Linked DNA regions of Mus musculus: region 2 is linked to region 1. A link is a loop called in an ENCODE intact Hi-C map of the cell type or tissue named here. Cell type or tissue: left cerebral cortex. All regions are shown on one strand. Links, peaks and the distances in the headings refer to the core of each region. The heading gives the core; the rest is flanking DNA. Region 1 holds the start of Zfand6 (zinc finger, AN1-type domain 6). Region 2 overlaps Zfand6 (zinc finger, AN1-type domain 6).

Region 1 (9,348 bases), core at 1,814-6,813:
TATTCTTTGTTTAATGCACTTGGTGTTTTGACTATTATGTGACAGGAAGAATTTCTTTTCTGGTTCAATTTATTTGGAGTTTTGTAGGTTTCTTGTATGTTCATGGGCATCTCTTTATGTTAGGGAAGTTTTCTTCTATAATTTTGTTGAAGATTTTTACTGGCCTTTGAATTTGGGAATCTTCAATCTATTCTATATCTATTATCCTTAGATTTGGTCTTCTCATTGTTTCCTGGATTTCCTGGATGCTTTGGGTTAGGGGCTTTTTACATTTTGCATTTTCTATGACTGTTGTGTCCACGTTTTCTATGGTATCTTCTGCACCTGAGATGCTCTCTTTTATCTCTCATATTCTGTTGCTGATGCTTTCATCTATGACTCCTGATCTCTCTTTCCTAGGTTTTCTAACTCCAAGGATGTCTCCTTTTGTGATTTCTTTATTGTTTCTATTTCCATTTTAAAATATTGAATAGTTTTGTTCATTTCATTCACCTGTTTGATTGTGTTTTCCTGTAAGTCTTTGAGGGATTTTTGTATTTCCTCTTTAAGGGCTTCTAGCTGTTTACCTGTGTTCTCCTGTATTTCTTTAAGGGAGATATTTATGACCTTCTTAAAAGTTCCCTATCACCAACATAAGAAGTGATTCTAGATCTGAATCTTGCTTTTCAGTTGTGATGATGTGATCCAGGACTTGCTATATTGGGAGAATTGGGTTCTGATGATGCCAAGTAACCTTAATTTCTGTTGCTTATGTTCTTATGCTTGCCTCCCGTCATCTGGTTAGCTCTAGTGCTACCTGCCTTTGCTATATCTGACTGGGGTCTGTCTTTCCTGTGATCCTGGTTGCGTCAGAACTCCTCAGAGTTCATCTCTCTGCGTGATCCTGTGATCCTGAGATCCTGAGTGTGTCAGAGCTTCTGGGAGTCAAGGGCCTCTGGGACCCTGTAATCCTGGTGTGACCAAGCTCCTGGGATCCTGAGATCTTGGAATCCTATGGTGCTGAGCATGTTAGACTGCCTGGGAGTGGAGCTTCTTCTGGGTGTTGAGGGACTGGCTGTAGAGTTGGCACCCAAGGTCTATTCAGGGCACAGGCTCAGACTGGAAGGAACCTGTGCCAGTGGTCGGGGGAGTTCCTGGGTGCCTAGATCATGCTGGGCACATTTACTTTCAGTGTTGGGCCAGATGTTGTGTCTTCCTCACCTCTGATCCTCTCTTACTTGGCTTTTAAATCACTAGTTCTTTCACATTTCTGTTAACCCTTTGTGTTTGCCTTCTTTCTGCTCTTGTCTGTGAACTCTCAAACCCATGCCTAGGGCTCATCCCTTGCTTTTCTTCACAGTCATTTTTCCATATCACTTTCATAGTTTAGCTACTATGTTCTAATGACTTAGGGATTTGACTCGTCTGTGAACCCTAGTGTCAAATATCCAACTACAACACTTACCTTTCTATTTGGATGTGTGGCAATGCCCAATGCAATGTCTACAAAAAAGAAAACCTCTGTCTTGGTCTACCTCTGAGTTGCACAAGCCAAAACCCAGTTTCACCCGATTGATCTCTCTTTCATTCCACATAGAGTGAAAATGTACCATCCTATCAGGAAACACAGTTGGCTCTACCATTAAAATGTGTCCCAAATTTGATCTCTTCCTGTGGCCACCCTTGTTGCCACCTGGGTGCAAGGCACCATTATCACTTACATGGAGTCACACAGAACCTTCCATATGGGGTCTTGCTGCTAACACTGGTGTTCTTGAGACTACTTTCAACATAGAATTATCCTTTAAAATTTATGGTGTTTCATGTTTTCTGTTTAAAACCCTGTGCTGGTCCATTTAATTTATAGTAAGAGTTTTATATTACCTCACAGGTCCACCTGATTCACAACTTCATCTTCCCAGGTCACAGGATCCACTAACTTAAGCCTTTTCTATGTTTCTGGCTTGAGAATGGTCCTTATTAATCCCTCACACTGGAATCTCCACCAAGATACTCTAACCACTTATTTTATTTAAACCTACTCTTCCCCATGGGGCCTATCCTGACTACTGTCCCTGGTCCAACAGCCTTCAAGCATCTGTTTATATAGTTACCTTCTCCATCTAGGTCACATATCACCTTATAATTCACAGCATACAGATGTTTGCTATTAGGTTTATTTGCATGCCCTCCATTAGAATTACCTCTCTAGAGGTGGAAAAATCTTTTCATCACTCACTAAACTTAGGACATAGAAAGATTAGAGATGGCTCAATGTAGTAAGTCAAAAAGTGCCTGAGCAACAATTTAAACCCTAGACGAAATTCTACATTCTTCTCATATAATTTTCCTTCCCAACGGCCAGAAACTAGTGAACCCTAAAAGAATTCCAGGCTGGAAAATGATTCCTGACACTTGCAGCATCTTTTAGCTGTCAGGATCCATCCACCCTTCCTTTTCCTTCCCTCCTCATGTCTAAGAAGTTCTTATATGTTACTAAATAAAATAACTACTCGCTTTGACCTTTTAGGCCTGCCATAATTGAACCTCAAACCGTTCCCAGTCTATCTATAGCCTTGTCTCCCCTATTACAGATCATCTTCTTGGGCAAAATCCTCTCGATGTTTTAGCCCATGTTTCTAAGTGTGTGTGTGTGTGTGTGTGTGTGTTGTTGTTGTTGTTGTTGTTGTTGTTTTGGTTTTGGTTTTGTACATAGCCTTGCCTGTCTGGAAACTCACTATGTAGATCAGATGGGCCTTGAACTCACAGAGATCAACCTGCCTCTGCCTCCCTAGTATTGAGTTTAAAGGTGTGAGTCTCCACACCTGGCTTTAAAGATTTATTTTCAAGTGTATGAGTGTTTTGACAGTTGTGAGCCACCACGCAGATGCTGGGAACCCAACCTAAGACCACTACAAGAGCAGTAAGTGCTCTTAACTGCTGAATCATTACTCCAACCTTAAATATAAATTTTGAATGGGTTGAATGTGCCTCAAAAACACCCTTAGGCCCTGGGTAGGGACCTTCTGTTCTGCTCTGGTTTCGAACAGCAGGCTTAGCTTTATTTTATTTGGCCCTGGGTTTCACTACTTAGCTCTGGTCACCCTGGAACTTGCTATATCCACCAGGCTGACCTAGTACTCACAGAGGTATATTTTTCTTTGCCTCTCCATGCTGAAAGTATAAAGGCCTGGGCCACGGTGGCTGGCCAGGCTTAGCTTTGGTGATTTATTTTAGAATATCCTGCCCCAGAAACTTGTCTGTCACCTCACAAGAGCATTGTGTGTTTCTCCCAAGCCCTCTTCAGGAACACTTCCTTTCGTTTTCCATGAAGTCATAAGAATTTTTCAAATGCCACCTTTTCTTCAAAGAATTCTACCTGACCTCCACCATGTCCTCTATTCTGTCTCCTCCTTATTCTACAGGATTACAGAAAGCAGCCCAAACCACACATGGTTAGCCGTATCTCAACCTTGTGACCATGAGCCCCTATTACTGTAAAAATAGGGCAGAAATTTCAGGGAAATAGGTAAAGAGAGCACAGTGACAAAGATAAACATTGTAAAACACCAAAAGGCACAACCCCAAGACTAACAAAATAACATAATTTCAAATAAAGACAGGACTCTAGGCAATCCTGTTTGGGCTGGGGAAATCTCAGGAGAGCTGTCCCCCACTTCTCCCGCACAACCTGTGCAGGGCTGCTGGACTAGAATCTACCGCTTCCGCGAGAAGGTCCAGGGGGCTTCCCGAGTCCAGGCGTGTAGGTGTGTATTACACAAGCGAGCACACACGCCTCAGGTCTCGCTCTCTGTAAATCGTGGTTCAGGACAGGGCAGAGTTCAGACCTGGCACTTTGGGCTGGCCCTCCTGGTCTTCTAGGGGCCTGGGCAACAGAATCTCAATCTATGTCGTCTCTCAAACTACGCAGGTGGAACACCAGCTCTAGACAAGGGTAGTCTATCCCTGGGAGGATGCAGAGCCCGGAGCTACGTCATCAGACACCCCATCCCCTCGCCGTCCCCCAAGTCTGCACCAGAGCCCTCTTGCTCCTGAGGCAACATCAAAAAGCTAACCTAGCCCGCTGACCTGGCCGAGGCAGGGGCGTGGCCGAGAGAAAAGCAGCGCCTCTGTGCCACGCCCCTCAAATGCCTTGACCAATAATAGCACTCTCCGAGATCCGGCCCCGCCCCCACGCCGCCTCCGGCCCGCGGCCCCGCCCGGGCCGGTCATAATTAGGCAGCGGGCTGGGACTGCCGCGTCAGCGCGCGTTGAGAGCCAATCGCGGGCGCTCCCTTGAGGCCGCGTCACAGGCCGAGCAGCCAAACAGAAAAGTTTAATAAACAGCGGACGGAGGGCCGGCGGCGGCGGGCCGGGAGCGAGTGGGGGTTTGGCGGCCTCACCTGTCCTCACTCTCAGCGGCGGCGAGAGGCGGCGGCGGCAGCGCGTCCGGCGGAGAGGGCCGCCGCCAGGTGAGGAGTGCGGGCAGCGGTGGGCGCAGCCTCCGGGCGGCCTGGGAGCCGGAAGCGGCGGGCGGCGCAGCAGGTGGCCTCGCAGTGGCGAGCGGAGGGCGCGGTCCCGGTGGGGCGCGGTCCCGGGCTCCCCGGGCGCGCGCTGAGCTCGGGGTCGGGGTGGGCGCGCCTGGGGCCAGTCCGGAGCAGCTGCCGCACGCCGGGCAGCGTCCTCACGTCCCTTTGGTAGGCTGAGGCTAGAGAAGGCTCAGAGGGAGTCTCCGGGATTCCAAGCTCTCTGCTCCTCTGAGAGCGTTTTCAAGTTTCTCACTGTTGGATGCGTAAACAAGCTACACGGAGTGTGGCGTCTGAAGTCAATCTAACTCTATCAGAACTCAGTGATTTGCCATCATCATCCAGAATTGTCAGGCGTTTGTGGGAACTGGGGCCTTGGGGTCACCTCCAAGCCGTGCATGCTAACTAGCTTGGTAGTCAGCACCTAGTGGTTCCGAAAACCGAAATTAAACGTCACTTTCAAACTATATTCGAAATTTATCCTTTTCCTAATTAAAATGCCACGTAGGCTTTTGAGATTATTTATGAAGTATTTTATGGCAATTGCTGTTTTATGTATTATTTCCAGGCCTGCGGGGACAATTTTTTGGTAAACCATGAACATTTAAATGGAGAAAAGACATTGTCTTAATTTTTCCTTTTTCCTTTTTTTTTTTTTTTTTTTAACATTTAAAAAACACGTAAGCCGGGCGTGGTGGCGCACGCCTTTAATCCCAGCACTTGGGAGGCAGAGGCAGGCGGATTCCAGCCTGTTCTACACAGTGAGTTCCAGGACAGCCAGGGCTACACAGAGAAACCCTGTCTCGGGGTGGGGGTGGGGTGGGGCGGGGAGACAAACATGTAAGAGGGGTAATAGGCACAGATAGGAAAATTTCAGGCTTGATTGCTGTTTTGACTGCAGCCATACTTTCCTGTGTTAATGTCAAAACTCACAATATGAGTTATATCACAAAGTTTTTAAAGTAATGGTCAGTCCTGGGAGAATACACAACACAATGTACTATAAAGAGAGAAAACATAAACTTTCAGACTCCTCACTCCAGAGCCAGAACTAGAACATTACTCAAACTTGTATGTGTTCACGAGTTTCTTATCTGGCCTAACCCAGTTTACTGTTTCTTACTGAGGTAAATAAACATTCTAGACTCGGTGGATTTGCTCATTCTCTAGCCTTTTAAAAATTAGTTTTGTCACACACTAATCTCTTCAAACAGTGTCACTTTAGGTTCCTTGCCCTTTGAACTTTGGACAGATAGTGTATGGTTGTGGTTCATCCATTTCATTGTTTCTTAATGCTGTGTTCCTCCCTTCACCCCAGTGTTTCGATGGTGTTTCTTGTTTTGCTTCTAACAAGTGTACTCTGGGAACTTTTCTTCTTGCAGCTGTTGTTGCCCAAGTTGCCTGTCGAAAAGTAAATACTGTAGATCGTGGTAGAAAGTTGTAGGCAATCAGTAATAAAATAGAGATGAAAACGTTACGATTCTGCTTCCTTCCTTTAATCAGGAAGACTCACTGTTCTTGTGACTGGTTCCTAGTTGCTATGTTTGCATGAGGAACTAAGATTTCTGTTAATCTCTACACCGAATCCCTTCAAACCGGCTGTGGAAAGTTTGGCACCCTTTGGTACTTCTCAGGGCAAAACCAGCAAGTGGGAGAAAACTCCATGTTTTGTGAAGCCACCCTGTCTGTTCTCCACCACTCCTCCCCTCCCTGCAGTCTCTGGCAGGTTATTGAGGAGTCTTCTTTGCCTTAAAACCGTCCGTCTTGCAAAAGAAACTTGGAGTAAGCTTTGTCTGCCTAGTTGGCACAGGCTTTGTTGGAGGGAGAGTGTCAGAGAGCAGATCCTTTAAGGGAAACATTAGGACCCACGTGACCCTCCGCCACTTTTGAGAAGACTATGTGAGTGTACTAAGTTTTTCAAGACTTGTCAACCACACATTGAAGTATTTTTTAGGTTTAAGAATGTCCTAGGGTTTGCTCTAGACAAATGTCTTTAATTTTTTAATTTTGCTCCTTTGTGTGTGTGTGTGTGTGTGTGTGTGTGTGTGTGTGCGCGCATGTGTGTGTATGCTTTGAATAACTTGTTGAAGGCATGAGAGAGGAGCTTTTTAATTTTTTTAGATAGGGTCTCACTATAAAGCCTAGAACTCTCTATATAGACTAGGCTGGCCTGGAACTCATAGAGATTCCCCCAGTCAACTGTCTCCAGTGATAGGATTAAAGGCGTGTGCCACCACATCTGGCTAGGGGGCATTTTTTTGATGTTTGTAGCTTGCAGATGTTTTGTTTTTATAGTGTAGTTGCTTCTGCTTTTAAAACTTAGTTCTATATTTTACTACAAATCACACTGACAGAGAGTTTGGGGATTTCTCCCACATTTTGAAGATGTGTAGGAACACAAGTACTTCCACAGATAAGCATTGTTAATTAACATTTTGTCAAGCATACCTGTGGTCTTCCTGTGTATTTTGTATCTCCTAAGCTACTACATGTTTCTTTAGGATTCAGTCTTGGTACCGATGCTGAGTCAATGCACATGAACATTCATTTTAAAGTCTTTATAAGCATTTCAAATTTTTTCTTAAAATTTTTATCAAAGTGTGTAGGGTGTGTGTGTGTGTGTGTCTTGTTTATGCCACTGTAGTCCCAGCTACTCCAGAGACTGAGGCAGGATAGTGTGAGTCTAGGTGTTCTAAGGGTTCTAAATGTGGATAGGCTGGCTCCACTTTCAAAACTTACTCCAAATGTAATGTCCCCACTCCTTTGTTTTATAGAAGATGATAATCGTACTCATCTAATTGTTACCCTTCCTTCAGGTTTTGCTCCCTATAGTCTGTGCTGGTTGCTCTAGTGTCTAGAAGATGTTTGTGTGTGTGTGTGTGTGTGTGTGTGTGTGTGTGTTCTCTCTCTCTCTCTCTCTCTGGGTGTGTGGGTGTGTATGTATGTGATATGATGTAAAGTGAAGTGAAATGTGTGTATGTAGAGGTCAGAACAACTTTGTAGTTTCTTCTATGTTTACATGGGTTCTTGGGATCAAACTCAGGTCTCAGGCTTGCCCAGCAAGAACTTTTACCCACTTAAGCCATCTTGCCAGCCCTGAATGTGTTTATAGATATGATAGTCCTAGGCTCAAAGTCCTTCAGTGACTTTTCGATCCATGAGATAAAATTCAGACACAGTTTTACTGTGGTTTATATAACCTACACTGGTTGTGCCAATAGAAATGAATGCAAATTGCAAATCTGAGCCATGTTAATTTAAAATTTTCTCGTGGCCCTAGGACAAGAGAAAGGCAGTGAAATATATTTTGATTTAACCTAAGATGCAGTACTTTGAATATGCGGTGAATGTGAGAGATTATTTGTGGGCTATTTTGCACTTCTGGAGCTGATGTGTACCATCTACCTGCAGCGTGTCCTAGTTCAGATTGGCCATGATTCAGTGTTTATACTTGTAAGATCTTTTTTATTGTGCCTTTTATCTGTCTAGGATAGCAGTCTTTTACTCTGTATTGCAAATATTTTTTCTGGCTCTTCATTTCCCTTGTATTTGCTTATAGGCCTTCCTCCTTTCTCCTCTCTCCTAACCCCTGTTTACTTCATTGAATTTTTAAAATATCTTGGTTATTACTTTTACATTTTTATTTCATCTGAAAAGTAAGAGTGTGTGTGTGTGTGTGTGTGTGTTTGTGTGTGTACATGGAGTGAACACTGGTTTCTTGAGGGTGGGGAGGTGTCCAGAAATGAGTATTGAACCCCTGAGAGCTGGCATTACAGTCAAGTTGTATGATATGGCTGTTGAGATCTAAAATCAGGTCCTCTAAAAGAGCAGTATGCATTCCTAGCCACTGATCCATCTTCCAGCCCAGTACTTATATTAAAAAAAGTTAGTATTGCATGTATGTTGCGGATGATTGGTGCATGCATATGTGCATGGTATAAAACATTTATGGAGGTCAGAATATGACTTTGTGGATCTGGGGAATCAAACTCAGACAATCAGGCTTATATATGTAGTCAGTGCAACACTTACATTTTTATGACTTTACTCTGCTTTTATATTAAAGTAGTCTCATTCCCAGATAACTTTAAATTCTTTTCAAGTATTTATTTTTATTACAGTTTGGGGGGGAGGGTGTGCAGAATGTGCAGGTGTCATTGGAGGCCAGAGGCATGGCATTCTCATGGAGCTGGAGTTACAGGTGGTTGTGAGCTGCCTAGTGTGAGTGTGTATGCCCGAAACTGAACTCAGACCCTCTGTAAGAGCAGAACTGGATCTTCACGTCTCAATTCTCTCTCTAGTATCTCTTTAAAGTTTCATTTTTTTAATCCATATTTCTGTTGTTCTGAGATGTGTTGTTTACATAAATTGAAATTGAAATAACTAGATGTTTAGCTATTAAAAAATTCTGTCAAAAATATGACTGTGGGGTCAGGCCACAGAAGTCCGGTGACCAGACTTCATCGTCAGTTTCCATGTAAAGATGGAAGGAAAGAACTAGCACTGTAGTTGGCCTTTGACCTCCAGATGTGCCCTCTGGCAGATGCACCCCCAATCTCCACCTCATTGTGGATACTTTTGGATTTGCACACAAACAAAAACTTTAAATTTATCAACAACACCCTCCACCCCTGTGTTTCTCTATAATAAAAACACTTTTATTTACATGCGAAAATGAATACATACTTGATTTTGTTTTGTTTATTTAGTGGTTTGGCACTAATACTACCTCTCACTCCAAATCTTGGTTGTTGGGTGTCAGACTCTGGGTCTGACTCAGTGGGCAAAGGCTTTTCCTGGGCTTGCACTGAGCCCTGTGAGTTCCTGTACTTGCATTTTCTCC
Region 2 (9,348 bases), core at 2,559-7,558, 49 kb after region 1:
TTCATGTTGGTGAGACTTTAGCTTTTGATATTACTAGGAGACAGGACAACCTCCATGATCCTCTAGCTCTTAGTCTTTCTGCCTCCTCTTCTGCAATACTTCTTGAGCTTTAGGATGCAGGAATGTTTTGTCCAGTGGGACCCTATGACTCTGCATTTTGATTGGTTATGGTTTTCTGTAATGGTTTTCATCTGAGCAACAAGTTACCCATATCTCTAGCCTCTATAAGATTAACTTTTAAGAAGAGATAAAGACCTTTCCAAGAGTTTTAGAGGTAGCCAAGTTGGTAGAGTGATTGCCTGGTATGCATGAAGCCCAGGGTTCCATCCCCAGCAACAGTTTGTAAGTGGTAGCACATGTAATCCTAGCACTTGGGAGGTAGAGAGTAACAAGATTAAAAATGTAGCCAAATAGCTACATAGGCCAGCTTAGGCTATATGAGAGCCTTAAAAATATAAAATGAATTTTTCAAAAAGAACTGCTGTCTTTCATGTTAAGAGTATAGTGATAAAGTGTATAACAACTTCTGACACAATTCAGTGCCACCTCTAAGATGTCAGCTGTTTTATCTTCGCTTTTATATTGCCGACTTAAATACCAAAAGATTGAAAAAGACAAGTTCTTTGTTGTTTTATGTTTTGAGGCAAGGCCTTACTGTGTAGCACTGGTCGTCCTGGAACTTGCTGTCTGATCTTCTTGCCTTGTCTTCTCAGTACTGTAATTCTGTCTCTGTGCTTCTGCACTGGGTGCTTTTTTGAAGTGGGGGTTTCACTATATTGTGTAGGGTGGCTTTGTACTTAGGTGGAAGTGATCTGCTTTCTTCAGCTTTCCAGTACCTAAAAGTACAGGGACATGATAGGGCTATAAATTGTTATTGCCTTGAAAGTAGTTTTGACCTCCATAAACTCAGAAAGGGTCTCAGGGAATCCCCATATGTAGGCTTTGAATACTTGGTTTAGCCAGTAGCTTGAGAGATTAGGTTGAATCCTAAGTATTTTTATCTATAATAAAATCAGCTCCTTATATAAAAATCATTGTACAAAATTCTAAAAGATTTAGAGAAAGATGTTACTGAACTGAAGAACTTAAGCAAGGCAGTCCATTCACAAAGGCGGTAAACTAAATTAGAGATTTACTTAAAGTGGTGTTAGAGATGAAGGAGGTGAAGCTACCTGTGTGCTAAATGGCTACATGGAAGTTGTGGCTGGATGGTTTAGAAGCTTTAAGGTCAAAGAGGAGGAAATGAAAGGGCTTATGGGTATGGATCCTGTGTATTACAGACTATACTTTATAGTTTGGGTTTTGTGGGGCGAGGATGTTTTGTTTTGAGAAACAGATGAAAATCCAAGAGTGAGGCGGCCATTGGAGAGCTCTGACTTGTGAAAGACAGGATATTGAGTGACTTTATGTAGGTAAGCACTGACTTATTTTGAAGACAATTGGTACAAAACCAAGATCTGTTTTGAGAGCATGCTAGCTATTGAATGGAGCTCTCAGCTGCTTTCCAATGTGCCTTCTTTATGATGCAGCAACCAGCTTTCCCCACAGTAGCAAGCATATGGATGAACATCATGACCCACAGTAAGCATAAAATGGTCTTTGGGTTAATTACAAATGAGAAAAGCGTGAATCATAATCTTGCATTATTCCACATTTTAAAAAAAAGTTAAATCCAGATAAATTGCCATTGAAAGATAAAATAACCAAGTTTAGAAGTATATAATATCTTCATGATCTTGGAATAGACAGTGGCTTGTTAAATAGCACCTAACTAAATAAGGACATTGTTAACTTAGTATCACTATGATGAGATATCTAATAGGGAAACTTTCAGGAAGAAAATTTACTTTGGCTCAGTGTCAGGGCTTATCATGGTAGGGAAGTACATGGGGTTAGAAGCGTGTTCAAGGGGTTATAGGCCCTCATATCACAGTGGACCAGGAAGCAGAGTCTAAGCCTGAAACCAGGGGCGTGGTATCACCTTCAAACGCCGGTTCCTAGGAACCATTTCTCCAGGTAGACCCTACTTCCTAAAGGTTCTGCAGCTTCCCAAAACATTGCTACCAGCCAGGGAAGACACATTTAAAGCATCAGCTTGTAGAATCAAACTAGACTTGAAATAGAAAAGACAAGCCACATAGGGGGAAACATATGTAAGAAGGTAATACAACAGAAAACAGGTAATGAAGACAGAAGAGGATGCCCAATAGCCGGTCAGAACATCCAGTGATGGGGAAGCTACAAGGTGGCTCTGAGATAAGACAGGGAGGCACAGAGTATTTACATAGGAGGGTTAATTTCTCAGAGTTTCTGAAGCCAGCTAATAGAATCCGGGTAGTAAAAAGCAAAGAAATTCATTCTCTTGATTTTAAAGTCCAGAAGTCAGAAATGAAGTTATTGCTGAGCATCTCAAAGCTTGCTGTGCCCCTTTTAAGGTTCACCTGATTAATCCAGGGTGAGATCTCCTCAGATTCTTAATCTGTTTGAGAAAGTACTTAGAGCTTGAAGGAATAGGGTATGGACATCTTTGTATTGGACTTCCAGCCCAGTTCAGGAGAAAGACAGTATTGAGGATGGGTAAGCTCAGGAATATCCTGGGACTTTTACTTCCAGGAAAGTGTAAAGATTTGTAACTGCTTGGGAAACTGTGTAGTGGTCTCTGCTGAAGTTGAAAGTTCCTCTTCCCAATGATACAACATTCCCACTCTTAGGTATATGCAGGCTAAGTATGGATGCAATTTAGCCAGAAGCTATGTAAATAATATCCCAACAGCTTTGTTTCTAGAAGTCCTAGACAAGAAAGTTTGAAAATCCCCATCAGCATTAGATAGTCCTTCACGCCATGGAGCATTGTGTGCAGGGATGAGAATAAGCACACCGCAGTTACATAAAGGGTACGGTTGAATTTCACAGTGTTAGGTGTTAGTTACATAATTCCTTTACAGAAGTTTACGAGCCAGAAAGCTACTAAGTATCGAATGTACTCAGGCATGAACACACACATACACTGGACACTTCCCCACCTTGCTCCCTTCTTTTGACCTTGAGCTTACAGAGCTGGAAGTAGGGCTATGTGTCATGTCCAGCTACAGTGGCCCATTTTGAGATTTATCATCCAGGCCTATGGAAACTTCCCTGTAGCAGTAGCAGGATAAGTGTGGATTATACTAGAACACATCTAACATTGATGTAATTATATGTAGGAATGCTATGCTTTATATATGCTAGGAAAATATCCCCAGAGATCTTATCCATATGTTAGGTAGATTCAATGGCCTTTTTGTTTTTCAGTGCAAGCAACAGCAGGAAAGACAACTCGACTTAGGGATCTGGGGACTGCTATGCAGAGAGTTATCAAGCCTACAGTACAGTAGGAACTTTAACCTAAGTCCCTGTTCTTTCATCTGAGTGAGCAGCTTTCTTCCCAAGTGCTTTCTGTCAAGGTGTGTTTTCCATTTGATTTGTGACCTTCCTGGATAGCCTGCAGAATATCTCAATAAATCTCTCTCTCTCTCTCTTCCCCCTCTCCCCCTCCCTTCTCCCCCTCCCTTCTCCCCCTCCCTTTTCCCCTCTCCTCCCCTTCCCCCTCTCTCTCCCTCTCTCTCCCATCTCCCCTTCCTCCCCTCCCTTCGCTCCCTCTCCCCTCCCCTCCCATCCTCCCCTCCCTCCCTTCCCCCACTCCCTCGTGTGTGTGTGTGTGTGTGTGTGTGTGTGTGTGTGTGTGTGTGTGTGTGTGTGTGTGTGTGTGTTCGGATTTGGAGGTGCTGATGTTCAGAACTCTAAGAATTACTATGTCAAATTGAGCATTGATATTTGGATCACTTACTGTTAAAAATTTTTATAGTAAAGGTTACTTTAGAATCTATTTTGCTTTCTCCTGGGATTCTCTCTCTTTTTTTTTTTTTAATAAAAAACAGAGAACTAGCCAACTGTGGGTGGTTAGCTTTCTAGTGATTAAAGAGAGACAGCTGGACATGGTGCTGCACACTTTAATCCCAACACTCAGGAGGCAGAAGAAAATGGATCTCTGAGTTTAAGACCAGCCTGGTTTACATTCTGAGTTCCAGGCTAGCCTGAGCTACAAAGTGAGACTGCCTCAAAAAAACAAAAGCAAAAAAAAATCAGAAAGACAGATAGGAGGGACTTCGGGAGTTTGTACCAGAATGATAGCTCACTGTAATTGGCATTTTTATTTAATTTGCTATATTGTATATGCACCCCCCACATGCCTAACTTCTTTTGAAATTACTAGTAAAGGTTCCAAATTCAGGAAATCAAATTCATGTTAAAAAACAATCTCGGATGAGGGTCATAAGAGATGACTCTGGTTCAAAAGCCTCCAGTTTGGTTCCTAGCACACATGTGACAGCTCACAGACATCTAACCCCAAGTCCAGGGGATCCAATGCCCTTCTGGCCTCTACAGGCACCAGGCACACATGTCTTTTGTGTGTGTGTGTGTGTGTGTGTGTGTGTGTGTGTGTGTCTATAATTTTTTTTTAACCACTGCTAGGAGAGGAGGAAGGGTCCAAAGAGTATGTATATAGCCTCTGGTGAGTTGAGCATGTGCCAGTGGATGGTCACACACAAAATTGTTTGGCCAGCACAAATAGGCCTTGATGAGGGTGGGGAATGACTCAAAGTTGAGTGGGGTGGACTTCAGAGGAGTTGGGAAAGGAGGGTGAATATAATCAAAACACTGTATGCAAAATTCTCAAAGAACTAAGTGTGTGTGTGTGTGTGTGTGTGAGAGAGAGAGAGAGAGAGAGAGAGAGAGAGAGAGAGAATATCTGACAAACAATAAGACTGATGAACCAGTGGGCAGACATATAGAGGTCATCCTAAAGAGTTAAGCCTGCCTAGCAAGCTTCAATTTTGAGAACATGAACTCACTCTGAGAGGTCTTCCTGTTTTACTGGAAAACCTGAAATTTTTATGTGACATTCACCAAATTTTGAGGATTAATAGCTAAGTAATTTTAATATGTGCTGGCCAACCAAATAGGGCTGAGTAAGATTAAATTGGCATTTTACAGGTTTTCTGGACTGACTCCTCACTGTAAACTATTTCTTTCTTGTTTCCTTTAGATCAAGGCAAGAAAACAATAGGAGTATGTGTGTATGCATTTCTTTTATAACCAGTTTAAGCTGCTAGGCATCTGTTCTGAATAACATTTCCATATTACTTTAATAATAATTATTTCATAAGATTCATATGGGCATAAAATGGATTTGAACAAGATTCATAGAGCTGGGATGTGAGTTGCTAGGTTGCCTATGGTAAGATTTAAGCATCCTAAAGAGTGCCATAAGCAGCTTTCTGAGAAATGCAGGAGAGACTGATTTCCTGAAATAGATAGGACATAGTGCTGCGGCAGACAGCATCTACAGGAAAGGAGAAGCAGGAGCTAAGAATGAGCAAAGAACTGGCCCTTGTACTTCTAGGCATAGCTGAGTTAGAGCAGTGATTGAGCTTTAGCTGTATGGTTGGCACTGTATGCATCATTTAATGTGTTGGGTAGGTAATGCATCTGTTCGCAGAGCATCAACCCTAGGGTAGGTTAGTGACATGTTCAAACTCTTACAAACAAGAAAAAGGCCAAGTTGGGAATTGGACTGTTGCTAACTGACTCCGAGTATTCTCATTTTACACAGTATACTTTATGTGGAAAGTAGGCTAAGCTGGGTACATTATGCAGACCATGAATGCTTGGTTGGGTATTCTTCAAGGGCATTTACTATACAATAACTCAAACTAGGTGTTCCAGGAGAGCTGAAGTCAGTAGAACTCGAAGCAAGGTAGTAAAACAGAAAAAAATAGTGCAGCTGTTGTGTACATAGAACTCAATCTCCAGGCTCCTTGTCCCTCCAAGCTTTTCGTCCCTCGTCTGCTTGAAGGGACAAAAGTCAGCATTGGAATGGGAAGTAAAATAGCATGAGATTCCCAAATGAAGTCACTGGAACTGGTAAGTTCACTGTAGGAAATGAAACAAAGGCCTGTCCTTAGAACTGTCTCTTGCCTTCGTTCATTGCTCTTCTTTTGTAGGAATTTTAATTTGTAATGAATTCTCTTGCATTCTCAGACTATGCAATCTTGAATTTTTATATAGATAAGGACTTCGTTAGAGGAAAAGACAAAATGGAAAAATTAATTATTTTGAGTACAGTAGGTTGTAGCTAGTTAAAGTTGCATATTATCTAAGACTGAACAATTAAGTAAAGTTTAAGCTGATTTTTAAGTGCAAATAATAAAAATTCTTGGATGTCTTAAAATTAGGTTTGTCTTAAATACAATCATCCTTCTAATTGTTTAATATTAGAAGACTAATTTGTAGGCTGAGGAGATGATTTTGCAGTTAAGAGCACTAGCTTGTTCTACCAGAGGTCCTGAGTTCAATTCCCAGCAACCACATGGTGGCTCACAACCATCTATAATGGGATTTTATGCCCTCTTCTGGGCACTCACTGGGGTCTCATAATAACATCTTGGAGAGTTGTTTAGAAATAAATGGCATAAGGACAAAACAACAGTCCCACAGTAAGTTCTGAATAACTGTGATGCATTAGAGAGCATAGTTTATGAATTTGACTGTGACAAGACCGTTCAATACTTTGGATTCAATTCATGAGCTGTTTTTTATCACTGTACTGTGCTAGGCAGAGTTCACTCTCAGGCCTGGCATTTTTCACTGCTCTTCTTCTTGGATTTGCAGCTGCGGAGTCCCACAGTACAGTATGAAGAATTGATCTGCCTTCTTCTCTTACCTTACCCATTTTACTCCTGGATAGTTTCAGTGCCAGATTTATGCCCTGCAAGTTATTCACCCACTAGAAAGGGCAGAAGAGTAAGGAAGAGTTGACCTGGGGTTTTCCACAGTGCCCTTGTTGTGGCACTGCCTTCCTAGAAATTGTTACTCTTTGTGGGGTTTTTTTGTTGGTGGTGGTGGTGGTGGTTTTTTTTTGGATCATTTTGAATCTTTACAAAAGGTACTTTTTCAGTGTTTTGAAAATGAATTAAGTATGGTTGAATCTATTTATAAGCAATTTCCTGTGTCTCCTGAATTCTGAAAAATTACTGTTTGCTAGCTACTGTGCAGGACAATTTGGCTTAGGAAATAATAGCCAGAGTTGGATGGTATTGAGTTTAATGTTGGTTTTGAAGTTAAATGTGGCAGAAGAGCTTGATTATCGTATTTTACTTTTATCTCTGTCTGCTTACCTAAGTATTCATAGAAATACATCCCTCTCTTTTTGGGGTGTTGTGGCTTTCATTTATACACTTATCTATATCATGAGGAAAAACACCTTTATTATACCTTACTTTAATCTGTTGTTTAGTGGCATGATATGGCATGATATAGTAACAGGTTGGACCTGTATGTTTACAATGTCTTTGTCTCTATTATGTATCCCAGGGAATCTTGTTAGGTGCTCTCCCCACCCCCAAGTGGTCTCCACTTACAAAAAATTTTAAGTCCATAGATAATGCTGTATAAGTCAGTTTTGTGCCTCTTTTCACAAAAGAAATGTATGTTAGCCCTCTTGAATGTACATTTTGCAGCAATGAATTCTCAGAATGTTGGTTCAGGGATCTTAATGCTTTCTAAAATGAATGAATGCCATGAAGAGATTTTGTTTTAAATATTGTATTTGGTACTATTTAGCATATGACAGGTAAAACTGAGGGGAAAATTTAATACTAATTGTAAATGTTTTAATGGAAAGTACACCTGTGTTCTTCCCCCCACCCACCCACCCACACACATTTTTTAGTGATAAAAGACTTAATGAAACAAGAGATTAGTGGTTGCTTTGAATTTAATATATACAGTGCCGTAAAAGAAAATCTGGGCCCTTATAGTTGAAAAAAGAATGTTTTAATAACCTTCCCAGATGATGAAAGATGGTGTTCTTTAATACTACACCAAAACTTGACAGTTGATAGTTTCTTCAGGGATGATTGCAGAGTAGACTCTGGTAGCATATAAAACCTCTTTGTCTTCTTGTTGGCGTGTCTTTCCATTTGAATGGCTCTTTTGTTCATGAATGATTTTGTGCTGACATACATTGGGTCTGATTTAAGGAGGTCTTTAAATGTTAGATCTGTATCATTCAGTTATGCCACTAATCTCACTAAAACACTCAAAATATTGGAGACTTGTTTAAGCCCTTTTCTGGCTGACTCCTTGTTAGTGACTGCTTACAGATTGTTATTTGAAGTAACAGGTACACTTACTTTGTTTTAGAAAATGTCTGCTATATACTCAAGTATTAATAATCAGTTTTTATCAAGTTGTTCTGTTAAATAAAGTTGTTCATTGAAAGAGCAATTCAGTCACCTCACAATTCAAATAGTTGCACAACCATTTTTTTCTTTAGATATATTTCTCCAAAATGTAAAAATACTTCATAGGTGACCCTCACCCCAGTTAGTCACATAAAATATTAAAAAGGTGTAGTGGCACATGCTTGTGACCCCCCAAAATTCCATTCTCAAAAAAAAAAAAAAGTGTCCTTGGGCAAGATTTAACAAATACATGGCTTTTTGCTCTGGGTGTAGCATGATGATGTCTGCTAGTACACTTTGTTCCACTGCCTGTTTGGCCCATTGAAAGGTGCTGGCTGAAACACACCCCTGCTTTTGCACCACTGCAGAAGGATCATTGACAGTATGTGTTTTGTTTTGTTTTGTTTTGTTTTTTGTTTTAAGGCAGGTAACTTGTTAATGTTGTTTTGAGGATAGTGTTGACCTCCATACAAACTCATGGACCATATTTTTAAAACCACTAGTTTAGAACCTGGACTTTGGTATAGCTAGGCTATCTGGATGAACCCCAGCTCCATTACTTGATTATTTTTATCATGATGAGCAGTCATCCTGACTTTTAAAAACTAGACAAACACAAAGAAAGAACATAGGGCTAGGGAGATGGTTCAGTGGATAAAGTGTTTGATGTACAAGCCTACGGATCCGAGTTGAGATCCCTTGCAGATACGTAAAAAGCAAAACACTGCAGCGTGCATCCTGTGTAATCCAAGTGCTAGGAATGTAAAGACAGAAGTGGCACTGGCCAGCCAGCCAGTCTAGCTGTATTGGTTCAGTGAGGAACTGTTTCTAAGTGTAGGGTTGAAAGTGACTGAGGAAAAGACGCGTTATAGTTTTAACCTCTGACCTCAACACAGGTGTGCATACAAAATGAGCATGCACATACACACTATATTAATACATACACACTCAAAAGAGAATAGACTAGTGTCCCTCAGGAACATCTACCCGTCAAACTGCTTCTCTATATTGTCTTTTAATTTGACATATGAATATACGGAACTCCAGGAAACAGATGACTGGT

The links. A loop is a pair of places that touch in the nucleus more often than their neighbours do. Peaks named below come from ENCODE experiments on the same cell type or tissue, not always from the same donor. Only the 100,000 strongest peaks of a DNase experiment are listed, where the experiment ranks them.
Region 2: it touches region 1 in a loop (4-fold over the local background); 3 of 42 quality-filtered maps call a loop at or near these places.

What each region holds. Positions count from the first base shown.
Region 1 is chr7:84,684,849-84,694,196 of GRCm38, reverse strand. Zfand6 (zinc finger, AN1-type domain 6) reads left to right here and starts at 4,240. Exons shown (of 7, transcript NM_001360578.1): 1 at 4,240-4,451. It overlaps 2610206C17Rik (RIKEN cDNA 2610206C17 gene), which reads right to left and starts at 4,557. Exons shown (of 5, transcript NR_038175.1): 1 at 4,383-4,557. In left cerebral cortex, for the core only: a CTCF peak has its summit at 4,902; a DNase peak (open chromatin) is centred at 4,200; H3K4me3 peaks cover 1,925 bases; H3K27ac peaks cover 1,078 bases.
Region 2 is chr7:84,636,381-84,645,728 of GRCm38, reverse strand. The region is part of intron 1 of Zfand6 (zinc finger, AN1-type domain 6); the gene reads left to right. Among named protein-coding and RNA genes, the nearest start is that of Fah, 35 kb to the right of the region's middle. In left cerebral cortex, for the core only: no CTCF peak of the experiment used is centred there; a DNase peak (open chromatin) is centred at 5,393.